Regions from separate parts of the Homo sapiens genome. Here region 1 is linked to region 2. A link is a contact called in ENCODE Hi-C or POLR2A ChIA-PET data. All regions are on one chromosome and are shown on one strand. Each heading gives the region's core, a stretch centred on a gene start or an enhancer-like site at or near the end of the contact. The rest is flanking DNA. Distances are from core to core; before and after follow the strand shown. Region 1 overlaps EIF4G3 (eukaryotic translation initiation factor 4 gamma 3). Region 2 overlaps EIF4G3 (eukaryotic translation initiation factor 4 gamma 3).

Region 1 (6,133 bases), core at 858-3,357, 72 kb before region 2:
TCTGATTGTTCTCATGTCATCTTTCATGACATGAGTAAACCTTTTGAAACATGCTGAAGGCCTAGTGATAGGACATTGGGCAAATTACAGACTATATAGGTATTGAAATACTATATAACCATTAAAGCTGGGCATGGTGGCTCACGCCTGTAATCCCAGCACTTTGTGAGGCCAAGGCGGGCGGATCACGAGGTCAGGAGATCAAGACCATCCTGGCTAACACGGTGAAACCCTATCTGTACTAAAAATACAAAAAATTAGCCAGGTGTGGTGGCGGGCGCCTGTAACCCCAGCTACTTGGGAGGCTGAGGCAGGAGAATGGCGTGAACCCGGGAGGCAGAGCTTGCAGTGAGCCGAGATCGTGCCACTGCACTCCAGCCTGGGTGACAAAGCGAGACTCCATCTCAAAAAAAAAAAAAAAAAAAAGAAAGAAATACTATATAACCATTAAAAATGTTGCGGAAACATTTACTGATATAAAAAAGTGCACATTTTCTCCGTGGAAGTCAGTTAAAAGTAGCATGTATATTCAAATTTTATTTAAAAAATACATTAGGAAAAAGTGCTTGGTGCTTGGTTATGCAACAGTGTTCATGTGGTTACTGGTTGCTGGTGAGATTAGGTCATTTGATTTTTTTCTGTAGTAAGTGATATTTTGTTTAATCACTTTATTTATTTGTTTATTTAGAGACGGAGTCTCACTCTGTTGCCCAGCCTGGAGTGCAGTGGTATGATTCTGACTCACTGCAACCTCTGCCTCCTGAGTTTAAGCGATTCTTCTGCCTCAGCCTCCCGAGTAGCTGGGATTACAGGCATGTGCCACCATGCCCAGCTAATTTTGTATTTTTAGTAGAAACGGGGTTTCACCATGTTAGCCAGGCTGATCTCGAACTCCCGACCTCAGGTGGTCCACCCGCCTCGGCCTCCCAAAGTGCTGGGATTACAGGCCTGAGCCACCGCACCCGGCCAGTTATTTTTATAATTAGCAAAGTAAAGCTACTTCTATTTTGGAAAGTGAAATCAAGTTAAAATTTGATTCTCTGTGAGCTCTTCATTCAGCAAAGATTAAATTACATTATTTTAAGAGAGTGAAGAGGAATTTGAAATGCGTTTAGATTTTCCACAGGAATCAAGGGAGTTGTTGTTAACTGTTAGTTGAGTAGAAAACTAAACTCATTAAGCATTGTTTTCCCCATAGTGTCAGTATAGTGCTGATCTCACATTGTGATGAATTAGGTTCCCTCAAATTTTTCATGACGCCATGAAAAATGGTTTAAAGTACTTGAATATAGGCATCTTTTTTTAAAGCCTTATTTTAAATGACATGGCATATTATTGCAACATTTTTTATGATGCTTGCTTCATTGTTATTTTTGTTAAGAGTTTCCATTTTAAAAGTCCTTTGCCATCTTGTCCTTGCCGTCCTGGCTTTCATCTGGGACTGCAGCAGGGCTGAGCCAAAAATGGCTGCTGCTGCAGCAGGGGCGGGCATAGTATAGGACTTGGCTGCTGTGGTTCCTGTGAAGAAGCAGGAGGGGAAGCTTGGGGAGAATGTCCTGGCTCAGGATTCTCTTAATGGTTGTGGCCACAAGAATTGGGCTTTTCTTGTGGAAGAATTTCCATACTGTAGATTCTGCTGTTTGGAGGGAATGACACTGAGTATTGGAATTTACAGCATTAGTGGGGGGACCCACCCATTCTCTGCAGTAGAAGAAATCTTAGCTGATGCTGTCATTCACTGAGCAGGATTGGCTATTTTCAGAAAGCAGCAAGGCTTACCTGTCTGTGTCAGTTGATGACAGATACATGTCCAGAATGATGGTGATTTCTAGCTTGGTGGGTGAACATACTTAAATGCGAATTATCTCTCAGAGATGGAGTGGGTGGCATATAGTAGAGGATTAAAAAGGTCTTCCCTTTCGTGCAGCTTGTGTGAGGAATACTGTTCCATATAAAAAATCTGCTTGGTATGTTAAGGTGAGAGATGGGGAGTGGTTTGAGTAGAGAATTAAAGTTGCTGTGTGTGCTCTTTGGACCACTCCCAAGAGGAAATACACTGCCATTTGGATGGGGTGAGTTTGTGCCTGAGTTCCTGTCCTTTCTGCCTGTGACTAGAGATAGGCATGATGTAAAAACACCAGGATCTGCTGCTTAGCAACCAGTAAAATACCGTATATCTGGATAGGCAGTAACACAGTACTTCATTCATTTCTCTTTCAGTGTGATGAAGAGAAAAGGCTTTTTTGCTTGAGAAACAGAAAAGCCCCCCTTCTCTAGAAAAGCCATATGTGATCATTATGGAAAATACAGGGAAAAAAAAAGAATAACAGTTTACTCATAACTCTAACTCATTGATGTATTTCGATAAATTTCCTTGAAGGAATTTTTTGTTTATATATGTATACATATTTTTGTACATATTTATGTACACATAGGTTGGCATATATGTGTTTATATATATACATACACATTTGCATAGCTGCAAATCATACTGTAAATGTAACTTTGTATTATTTTTCCTATTTTAACATATTGATATATTAACATTTCTTTCTTTCTTTTTTTTTTTTAGAGATAGAGTCTCTGTTGCTCAGGCTGGAGTACAATGGCATGATCATAGCTCACTGTAACCTCCAACTCCTGGGCTCAAGCTATCCTCCTGCCTCAGCTTACCCAGTTGCTGGGATTACAGGCATGAGCCACCCTACCTGGCCAGTATAGTCACATTTCAAAAAACATTCTGAAGGCATCTTTAATGGCTTTATAGTATTAGATATATGACTGTGCCACAATTTACTGAAAACACATTCCTTATTGTTGGATTTTTTTTTTCTTTTTTTGACATGAGGATCTTGCTGTGTTTCCTAGGCTGGCTTTGAACTCCTGGCTATCCTCCCACCTCAGCCTCTCGAGTTGCAGGGATTACAGACATGCACTTTTTTTTTTTTTTTTTTTTTAAATGAGACAGAGTCTCACTCTGTCGCCCAGGCTGGAGTGCAGTGGCGCGATCTCGGCTCACTGCAAGCTCCGCCTCCTGGGTTCACACCATTCTCCTGCCTTAGCCTCTCGAGTAGCTGGGACTACAGGCACCTGCCACCACAGCCAGCTGATTTTTTGCATTTTTAGTAGAGATGGGGTTTCACCGTGTTAGTCAGGATGGTCTCGATCTCCTGACCTCGTGATCCGCCTACCTTGGCCTCCCAAAGTGCTGGGATGACAGGTGTGAGCCACCGCGCCCGGCTGTTTACTCGATTTTTAAGTTAACAGTTTTGCTATTGAGAAGAATGCTGAGACCAGGCAGGGTGGCTCATGCGTGTAATAACCAGCACTTTGGGAGGCCAAGGTAGGCAGATTGTTTAGACCCGGGAGTTCAAGACCAACCTGGGCAACATAGCAAGACCTTGTCTCTGTGAAATTAGAAAAAAAATTGGTGAGGCATAATGGAGTGTGCCTGTAGCCCTAGCTACTTGGGATATTGAGATGGGAGGATTGCTTGAGCTCAGGAGTTTGAGGCTGCAGTGAATTATGATTGTGCTATTGCACATTCCAGCTTGGGTGACAGAGCAAGACTCTTCTCTTGAAAAGAAAAAAAGCCATGCTGGAAACCATCTTTGTGCATAATGCTTTTCAATATTTCAGATATTTCCTTAATAAAAGTAAAAATTACTGAGTCAACAGGTGTGAACACTAGGAAAATTGATGTATATTACCAGATATGAATTTTCACTTTACCTGCAGTGTACCCTAGTGCCTGCTACATTTTTAAATTGTTTTTATTGATATATAATACATGTACATATTTTCAGGGTCTACTCTACTTTTATCAGCATTAAATATTGCAGTCTTTCAATTTTTGTTGATTTGATAGGTGAAAATGATAGACGATTTTAGTTTGTATTTCTTTTATTACTTGTAAGGCTTATTTTTTTCTCCCTTGTTTACTAGGTTTATTTCCTGTTTTGAAAATTATTTGTTCATGTCCTAGGCTCATGTATTTTTTGAGATTTTGGTTTAGGTTCAAAACTTAGCAAAGGTTGGGTGCGGTGGCTCACACCTGTAATCCCAGCACTTTGGGAGGCTGAGGTGGGCAGATCACGAGGTCAGGAGTTCGAGACCAGCCTGGCCAACATAGGGAGACCCTGTCTCTACTAAAAATTAGCCAGGCGTGGTGGCAGGAACCTGTAATCCCAGCTACTTAGGAGGCTGAGGCAGGAGAATCGCTTGAACCCGGGAGGTGGAGGTTGCAGTGAGCCGAGATCACGCGATTGCACTCCAGCCCAGGCGACAGTGTGAGACTCTGTCTCAGAAGAAAAAAAACAAACAAAAAACAAACAAACTTAGCAAAACAGTGCATGTGTTTTATAAATAATACAAATTATATAGATTTATTTATTTATTTATTGAGATGGAGTCTTGCTCTGTCTCCAGGCTGGAGTGCAGTGGCACGATCTTGGCTCACTGCAACCTCCGCCTCCCGGGTTCAAGAGATTCTTCTGCCTCAGCCTCCTGAGTAGCTGGGATTACAGGTGTCTGCCACCATGCCTGGCTAGTTTTTTGTATTTTTAGTAGAAATGGGGTTTCAGTATGTTGGCCAGGCTGGTCTTGAACTCCTGACCTCGTGATCTGCCCGCCTCAGCCTCCCAAAGTGCTGGGGTTATAAGCGGGAGCCACTGACCCGCCCAAATCCTGAAATTTCTGAAACAACTATATCTTTAGGTAACTTACTAGCTTTTGAAGAGTTCAGGTTTGCCTTTTATTACAATTATTGCATTGATACTAGTAGTATTTTATAGACTTTCTTGTGTGAAATGAAAAGCTCCTTGTGACTATTAATTTTTCTTATTCCAGTTATTGAATTGCTATTGTCACCATATAATATGTAATTTTATTTATTTATTTATTTTTGAGATGGAGTTTTGCTCTTGTTGTCCAGGCGGGAGTGCAATGGCATGATCTTGGCTCACTGCAACCTCCACCTCCTGGGTTCAAGTGGTTCTCCTTCCTCAGCTTCCCTAGTAGCTGGGATTACAGGTGGCCACCACCATGCCCGGTTAATTTTTTTGTATTTTTTAGTAGAGACTGGCCATGTTGCTAGGCTGGTCTTGAACTCCTGACCTCAGCTGATTCACCTGCTTTGGCCTCCCAAAGTGCTGGGATTACAGGTGTGAGCCACCCCGCCCAGCCAATTTTAATATTTTTTAAATATAAAATTGCCTTTCTGATTTGTATGTCATTAGTTATTGAAATTAACTGTTAATAGCCATATGTTTGCCCTTCATTTACTGTACTTTAAAGTTTTTGAGACAGGGTCTTGCTGTATTGCCCAGGCAGGAATTCAGTGGTGTAGCCATGGCTCACCTCAGCTTTCAGCTTCAACCTCATGGGCTCAAGCGATTTTCCTGCCTCAGCCTCCCAATTAGCTAGGACTACAGGTGCACACCCCTATGCCTGGCTAATTAAAAACATTTTTTTGTAGAGACTGGGTCTCACTATGTTGCTCAGACTGGTCTGCGATTCCTGGGCTCAAGTAATCCTCCAACCTCTACTCCTCAATTTTTTTTAGTTTTGGAGACAGGGTCTTGCTGTGTTTCCCAGGCTGGAGTGTAGTGGCACAATCTTGGCTCACTACAGCCTCGAACTCCTGGGCTGAGTTGATCCTCCTGCCTCAGCTTTTTGTGTAGCTAGGACTACAGTCCTGTGCCCACCACAATCAGCTAATTAAAAAAAAAATTTAAAAATGTTTTTTGTAGAGATGAGGTCTTGCTGTGTTGCCCAGGCTGGTCTCAAACATTTGGCCTCAATGATCCTCCTGTGGTGGCCTCCCAAAGCACTGGGATTGCAGATATGAGCCACTACACCCAGCCCATTTACTGTAATTTTTAGCCTTTGAGAATTTTGTGATATTGGCTAGATTTTGCCATAGAGATTTGTAAGTAACCAAATTTTATTCCTAACATTGACTACTAGATAACTGAATGGTTTTGGTGAGACTTTACCATTCACACTTGAATATTTATGTTTTCTTTAAGGGAAATCACAATGTATATAAGTTTTTAATTTTGTTTCAAATGAATTCCATTTGATAAAACACGTAGCATAGCTAGGTGGGGTGACTCAAACCAGTAATCCCACT
Region 2 (6,047 bases), core at 941-3,440:
ATTTTTTTTTTTTTTTTTTCTGTAGAGACAAGGTCTCATTATGTTGCCCAGGCTGGTCTTGAACTCCTGAACTCAAGCAATTTTCCTGCTTGAGCCTCCTAAAGTGTTGGGATTATAGGTGTGAGCCACTGCTCCTGGCCTCATGATACATTTAGCCATTTTATATTTTATAAAATCTTGATTCTTTTACCCTAAAGCTTTGTTTAATCTAATTAGAGAACCATGCTTTTATTTCTTTTGCCAGGCCACTGTTGAGTATTTGCCAGGTCACTATTGAGTAGGCTAGGATTTCAGTGGAGATACCTCGCCAGAGACAAAAGTTTAGCTTGGGTTGATCAATATTCTTTAGGCAATGGTGTCCAGCCAGATGTAAATCTGTTTGATTGTCCTATCATCTAGCACAGATGGCAAATATATCATTTAAACTAAAGATTTATTTATACTTTTTTTAGAAGAATCATTTATCTTTACATCTCTGCTTTTAAAAATTGATACTTAATAATTATTTGTGGGATACATGTGCTATTTTATTTATTTATTTGAGATGGAGTCTCACTGCGTTGCCCAGGTTGGAGTGCAATGGCATGATCTCAGCTTACTGCAGCCTCCGCCTCCTGGGTTCAAGCGATTCTCCTGCCTCAGCCTCCATAGTAGCTGGGACTACCGGTGCACGCCACTATACCCGGCGAATTTTTGTATTTTTAGTAGAGACGGGGTTTCACCATATCGGCCAGGCTGGTCTCGAACTCCTGACCTCAAGTGATCCACCTGCTTTGGCCTCCCAAAGTGTTGGGATTACAGGCATGAGCCACCATGCCCAGCCACGTGTGTTATTTTGATGCATGCAAGTAATGTGTGGTGGTCAAATCTGGGTAATTAGGATATTTATCACCTCAAATATTTATCTTTTGTGTTAGAAACATTTGAAATCTTCTAGCTATTTTGAAATATACAACAAATGAATGTTAACTATAGTTGCCCTACTCTGCTAACGCTAGAACTTATTCCTTTTATTTAACTGTATGTTTGTACTCATTAACCAACCAGTCTTCATATGTCTCACCACCCTTCCATGCTTCCCAGCCTCTGGTAACCATCATTCTACTCTGTACCTACATGAGATGAATTTTTTTTTAACTCCCACATAGGAGTAAAGACATGATATTTTTCTTTCTTTGCTTGGCTTATTTCATGTAACATCATGACCTCCTCTTCCATTTCTGTTGTTGCAAATGGACGTGGTTGAGTGATATTTCATTGTGTATATATGACACATTTATATTATCCATTATTCTGTTGATGGATACTTACATTGATCCACATCTTGGCTATTGTGAATAGCGCTACAGTAAACACGGGTGGCAGCTATCTCTGCACTGAATTCATTAATAAATAAATGAATGCTATAAATTCTAAATGCTGTAGAATTCACTTATAATTTTAATGCACTGATTTCCTTTCTTTTGGATATGTACCCAGCAGTGAGATTGCTGGATCATATGGTAGATCTATTGTAGTTTTTTCACGAACCTTTATACTGTTCTCCTTAGTGGCCTTACTAACTTATGTTCCCAGCAGCAGTGCGAGCATTCTCCTTTCTCTGCTTTCTCGGCAGTGTCTTTTTGTTGTTTTTTTTTTTTTTTTGAGACGGAGTTTTTGCTATTGTTGCCCTGGCTGGAGTGCAATGATGTGATCTTGGCTCACCACAACCTCCGCCTCCTGGGTTCAAGCGATTCTCCTGCCACAGCCTCCTGAGTATCTGGGATTACAGGCATGCGCCACCACGCCTGGCTAATTTTGTATTTTTCGTAGAGATGGGGTTTCTCCATGTTGGTCAGCCTGGTCTCGAATTCCCAACCTCAGGTGATCTGCCCACCTTGGCCTCCCAAAGTGCTGGGATTACAGGAGTGAGCCACCACGCCCGGCCCGTTTTTTTTTTTTTGTATTTTTAATAATAGCCACTTTAACTGGAGGGAGATGAAATCTCATTGTGGTTTTCGTTTGTGTTTCCCTGATGATCAGTGATATTGAGCACTTTTCATATACTTGTCAGCCATTTGTATATCTTCTTTTGAGAAATGTCTGTTTAGATCATTTGTCCTTTTTTTTTCTTTTTTTTTTTTTCTAGACAGGGCCTTGCTCTGTTGCCCAGGCTGGAGGACAGTGGTGCAATCCTGACTCACTGCAGCCTCAACATCCTGGGCTTGAGTGATCCTCCTGCCTCAGCTTCCTGAGTAGCTGGGACTACAAGCATGCTGCCTCCATACCAGGCCAATTTGTTTATTTATTTTTGTAGCTATGGGGTCACACTATGTTGCCCAGGATGGTCTTGAATGCCTGGGCTCAAGCAGTCCTCCTATCTTGACCTCCCAGAGTGGGATTACAGATCACTGCCTGCCCATTTTTAAATTGGATTTTTTTCTTCTTTTCTTTTTGCTGTTGAGTTGTGTTTCTTATATAGTTTGGCTGTTAATCAATTGTCAAATGTATAGTTTGCATATATTTTCTCCCGTTCTGTAAGTTGTCTCTTTACTCTGTTGACTGTTTCCTTAAATTTGCAGAAACTTTTTAATTGGATATAATCCCACTTCTCTAGTTTTGCTTTTTTCTCTTTTTAGATTTTACCCAAAAGAAAAATCTTTTTTCAGACCAATGTTCTGAAGCATTTCCTTGGTGTTTTCTTGTATTCGTTTCATGGTTTCAGATCTTAACATTTAAATATTTAGTCCATTTTGGTTTGATTTTGGTATATGGTTAGAGATAGGGATCTAGTTTCATTTCTCTGCATGTAGATATCCAGTTTTCCCAGCACTGTTGATTGAGGAGACTGTCCTTTCTCCTGTGTATATTCTTGGCACCCTTAAAAAAATGAATTGGCTATAAATAAATGGATTTGTTTCTTGATTCTCTGTTGTCTTCCATTGGTCTATGTTTTTAGTCCAGTATCATGCTGTTTTGGTTACTGTAGCTGTGCAGCATATTTTGAAGTTAGGTAGTATCATGTCTCTATTTTTTTATTTTTTATTTTTATTTTTTGAGATGGGATCTTGCTCTCTCTCCCAGGCTGGAGTGCAGTGGGCATATCTTGGCTTTTTTGCTTTTCTGCTGCTTTGCTTTTGCTTTTCTTTCTGCTTTTTTGATGTAGGTGTTTATTGCAATAAACTTTCGTTTTACTACTGCTTTTGCTGTGTCCCATGGATTTTAGTATTTTGTGTTTCTACTGTCATTTATTTCAGGAAATTTTAAAATTTTCTTCCTCATTTCTTCATTGATCCATTGTTCATTCAGGAGGATATTGCCTAATTTCCATGTATTTGTACAGATCTATTTCCAAAGATCTTTTTGTTACTGATTTCTAGTTTCATTGTATATCGGTCAGAAAAGATACTTGGTATGATTTTATTTCTTTTAAATTTGCTGAGACTTGTTTTGTGGCCTAAGTGGTCTATTTTGGAGAACCCGTGTGCTGATGAAGAGAATGTGTATTCTGCAGCTGTTGGATGAAATGTTCTGTAAATGTCTGTTAGGTGTCTTTCGTTTAAAATGCAGTTTAAATCCAACGTTTGGTTATTTATTTTCTTTCTAGATCATCTGTCCAATGCTGAGAGTGGGATATTTAAGTTGAATAATAGTTCAAGTCCCCAACTATTATTTTATTTTAGTCTATCTCACCCTTTAGATCAAATAGTACTTGCTATATATGTCTGGGGGCTCTTTTGTTACGTGCATATGTATTTATAATTGTTATATTTTCTTGCTGAATTGATCCGTTTATCATCATATGGTATACCTTTTCTGTCTGTTTTACAGTTTTTGACTTATAACCTGTTTTATAAGGCAGGAGTAGTATAGCTACTACTCCTGGTTTGTGTTTGTGATGAGTAACTTTTTTTGTCTCTTCACTTTTAGTCTATGTCTGTCTTTTTTTTTTTTTTTTTTTTTTTTTTTTTTTTTTGTGAGTTGGAGTCTCACTCTGTTGCCCAGGCTGAAGTGCAATGGCATAATCTCGGCTTGCTGCAACCTCCGCCTCCCGGGTTCCAGTGATTCTCCTGCCTGAACCTCCCAAGTAGCTGGGATTACCGGCACCCACCACCATGCCTGGCTAATTTTTGGATTTTTAGTAGAGATGGGGTTTCACCATGTTGGCCAGCCTCATCTCAAACTCCTGGCCTCAGGTGATCTGCCCACCTTGGCCTTCCAAAGTGCTGGGATTACAGACATGAGCCACCCTGCCCGGCCCTATGTGTGTCTTTACGGGGAATTTCCTATAGGCAACATATAGGTGTGTAATGTTTTTTAATCCAGCCAGTCTATATTTTTTAATTGGGAAATTTAATTCATTTACATTCATGGTTATTATTGATAGATAAGTACTAATTCCTATCATTTTGTTAATTGTTTTCTTGTTGTTTTGTATATCCTTTGTTCCTTTTTTCCCTCTCCTTGTTTATTATTTCAGTTTGTTGGTTTTCTGTAGTGATAAGATTCGATTCTTTTTTCTTTCTTCTTTGTGTATCTGATCTATCAGTGAGTTTTATACTTTCCCATGTTTTCATGATTGTGATTATCATCTTTTCACTTACGGTAACCACCCCGGCGAATACTTTACTTTTTGTAGAGGCAGGGTCTTGCTGTGTTTCCCAGGCTGGTCTCGAACTCCTGGGCTCAAGCGATTCTCTCACCTCGCTCGGCCTCTCCAAGTCCTAGGATTAAAGGCATGAGCCAGTGTACCTGGATTAGTTTTCTTTTTTAATACAACATTGTATTGGAAAATATTTTTCCAAGTTATTACACAGCAGTTATAATCTTCCTAATTCTGTAGGAACATAATAATTAGGAATTTTTAAAGAACTTTCTTCTTAGCCATTTAATCTTTTTTTCCTGTTTAATGCGTTTGAATTATTTGGTATGGAAAAGTAATGAAATTTTCTTGATTGTTAAGACAGAAAGGATTTGGTTGTAAGAAGATTTATGTATATAAATTATTATTATTTTTTTCTCCAGTAGCATTTATGAATGATAACTGACCATAGTTAGAAATCCAGATTTTTGTATTTGATAAATTTAAATACGAGATGATAGCATTTAGATATTTTCATAATGTTAGGCATTCTTATAATGTTTAGCTTAGAATTTGCCAGTCATTTGGAAATACCTAAGTCAGTTGTTCTCAACTGGAGGTGAGTTTACCCCCAGAGATATTTAGTTATGTGTGGAGATGTTTTTGACTGCCACAGCTGGTGAGGGTTGAGGAGATGGACAGAGGATGCTGCTGTCATTTAGTGGGTAGAGGCCAGGTAAGTATCTAAACATCCAAGTGCATGCAACAATCTCATGATAAAGAATTATCCTGGCCCTAATGGCAGTAGTGTCACTGTTGAGAAACTTGAATCTAGATTTTCTCAAACGTTAGGCAAAATTATTAAGATTGGTTAATATTATTAATATTTATTCATCTAGCCAGTATTTGTTCAATACCATCTATGGTACTCTACTAGATGGTGGTAGAAAAACATATGAAAGTAAAAAATAATGAAAATTGTAGTGTTTAGAAATAGAGAAACAAGATTTAAAACTGATCATTTCTGTTAAGATATGAGAGAAGGTGGAAGGATCATTTGAGCCTCAGAGGTCAAGGCTGCAGTGAGCCATTATCACACCACTGCACTCCAGCCTGGACAACAAAGTGAAAACCTGTCTCCATTAAAAAATAAAAATATCTCTTCCAGGGACGTTGTCTACAGGCACTCAGAATGATCCAGCATGTGACAATACCATCATAGACTTCCCTACAATACAGTCTCTAACAAAACTAGGCTGTCATGAGCCCTTGGTAATAGAATTGTCGACCTTTATACCAAGAAGGTTGGGAAAGCACCGAAATCTGCATGTGGCGTGTGCCCAGGGAGACTTAGAGGGGTCCATGCTGTGAGGCCTACAGTTCCTGTGAGAAGATGCCATTTTAGGTGATACCTGAACCATGAAATGTATTCAGCTGTTCATGGATGAAGAGGAAGAGCATAAACCTTCCCAATAGATATTGCAGA

The links. Hi-C counts contacts between places; a loop is a spot of excess contacts on that map. ChIA-PET counts read pairs that join two places held with the same protein, here RNA polymerase II (POLR2A). Pooled maps may share reads with other maps.
Region 1: a pooled map shows a loop between it and region 2 (1.9-fold over the local background). The contact joins two enhancer-like sites. A Hi-C loop is called at or near these places in 2 of 168 maps with a recorded cell type or tissue (esophagus muscularis mucosa and posterior vena cava) and 1 of 50 pooled maps. POLR2A ChIA-PET finds 5 or more read pairs at or near these places in 6 of 52 experiments (H1, OCI-LY7, Panc1 and 3 more).

The regions. Positions count from the first base shown.
Region 1 is chr1:21,145,530-21,151,662 of GRCh38, reverse strand. The region is part of intron 2 of EIF4G3 (eukaryotic translation initiation factor 4 gamma 3); the gene reads left to right. Among named protein-coding and RNA genes, the nearest start is that of EIF4G3, 28 kb to the left of the region's middle. Within about 2 kb of position 2,107, at least 15 of the 41 ENCODE cell types and tissues checked have a DNase peak (open chromatin) inside an H3K27ac peak, as active enhancers do.
Region 2 is chr1:21,073,479-21,079,525 of GRCh38, reverse strand. The region is part of intron 3 of EIF4G3 (eukaryotic translation initiation factor 4 gamma 3); the gene reads left to right. Among named protein-coding and RNA genes, the nearest start is that of MIR1256, 88 kb to the right of the region's middle. Within about 2 kb of position 2,190, at least 3 of the 41 ENCODE cell types and tissues checked have a DNase peak (open chromatin) inside an H3K27ac peak, as active enhancers do.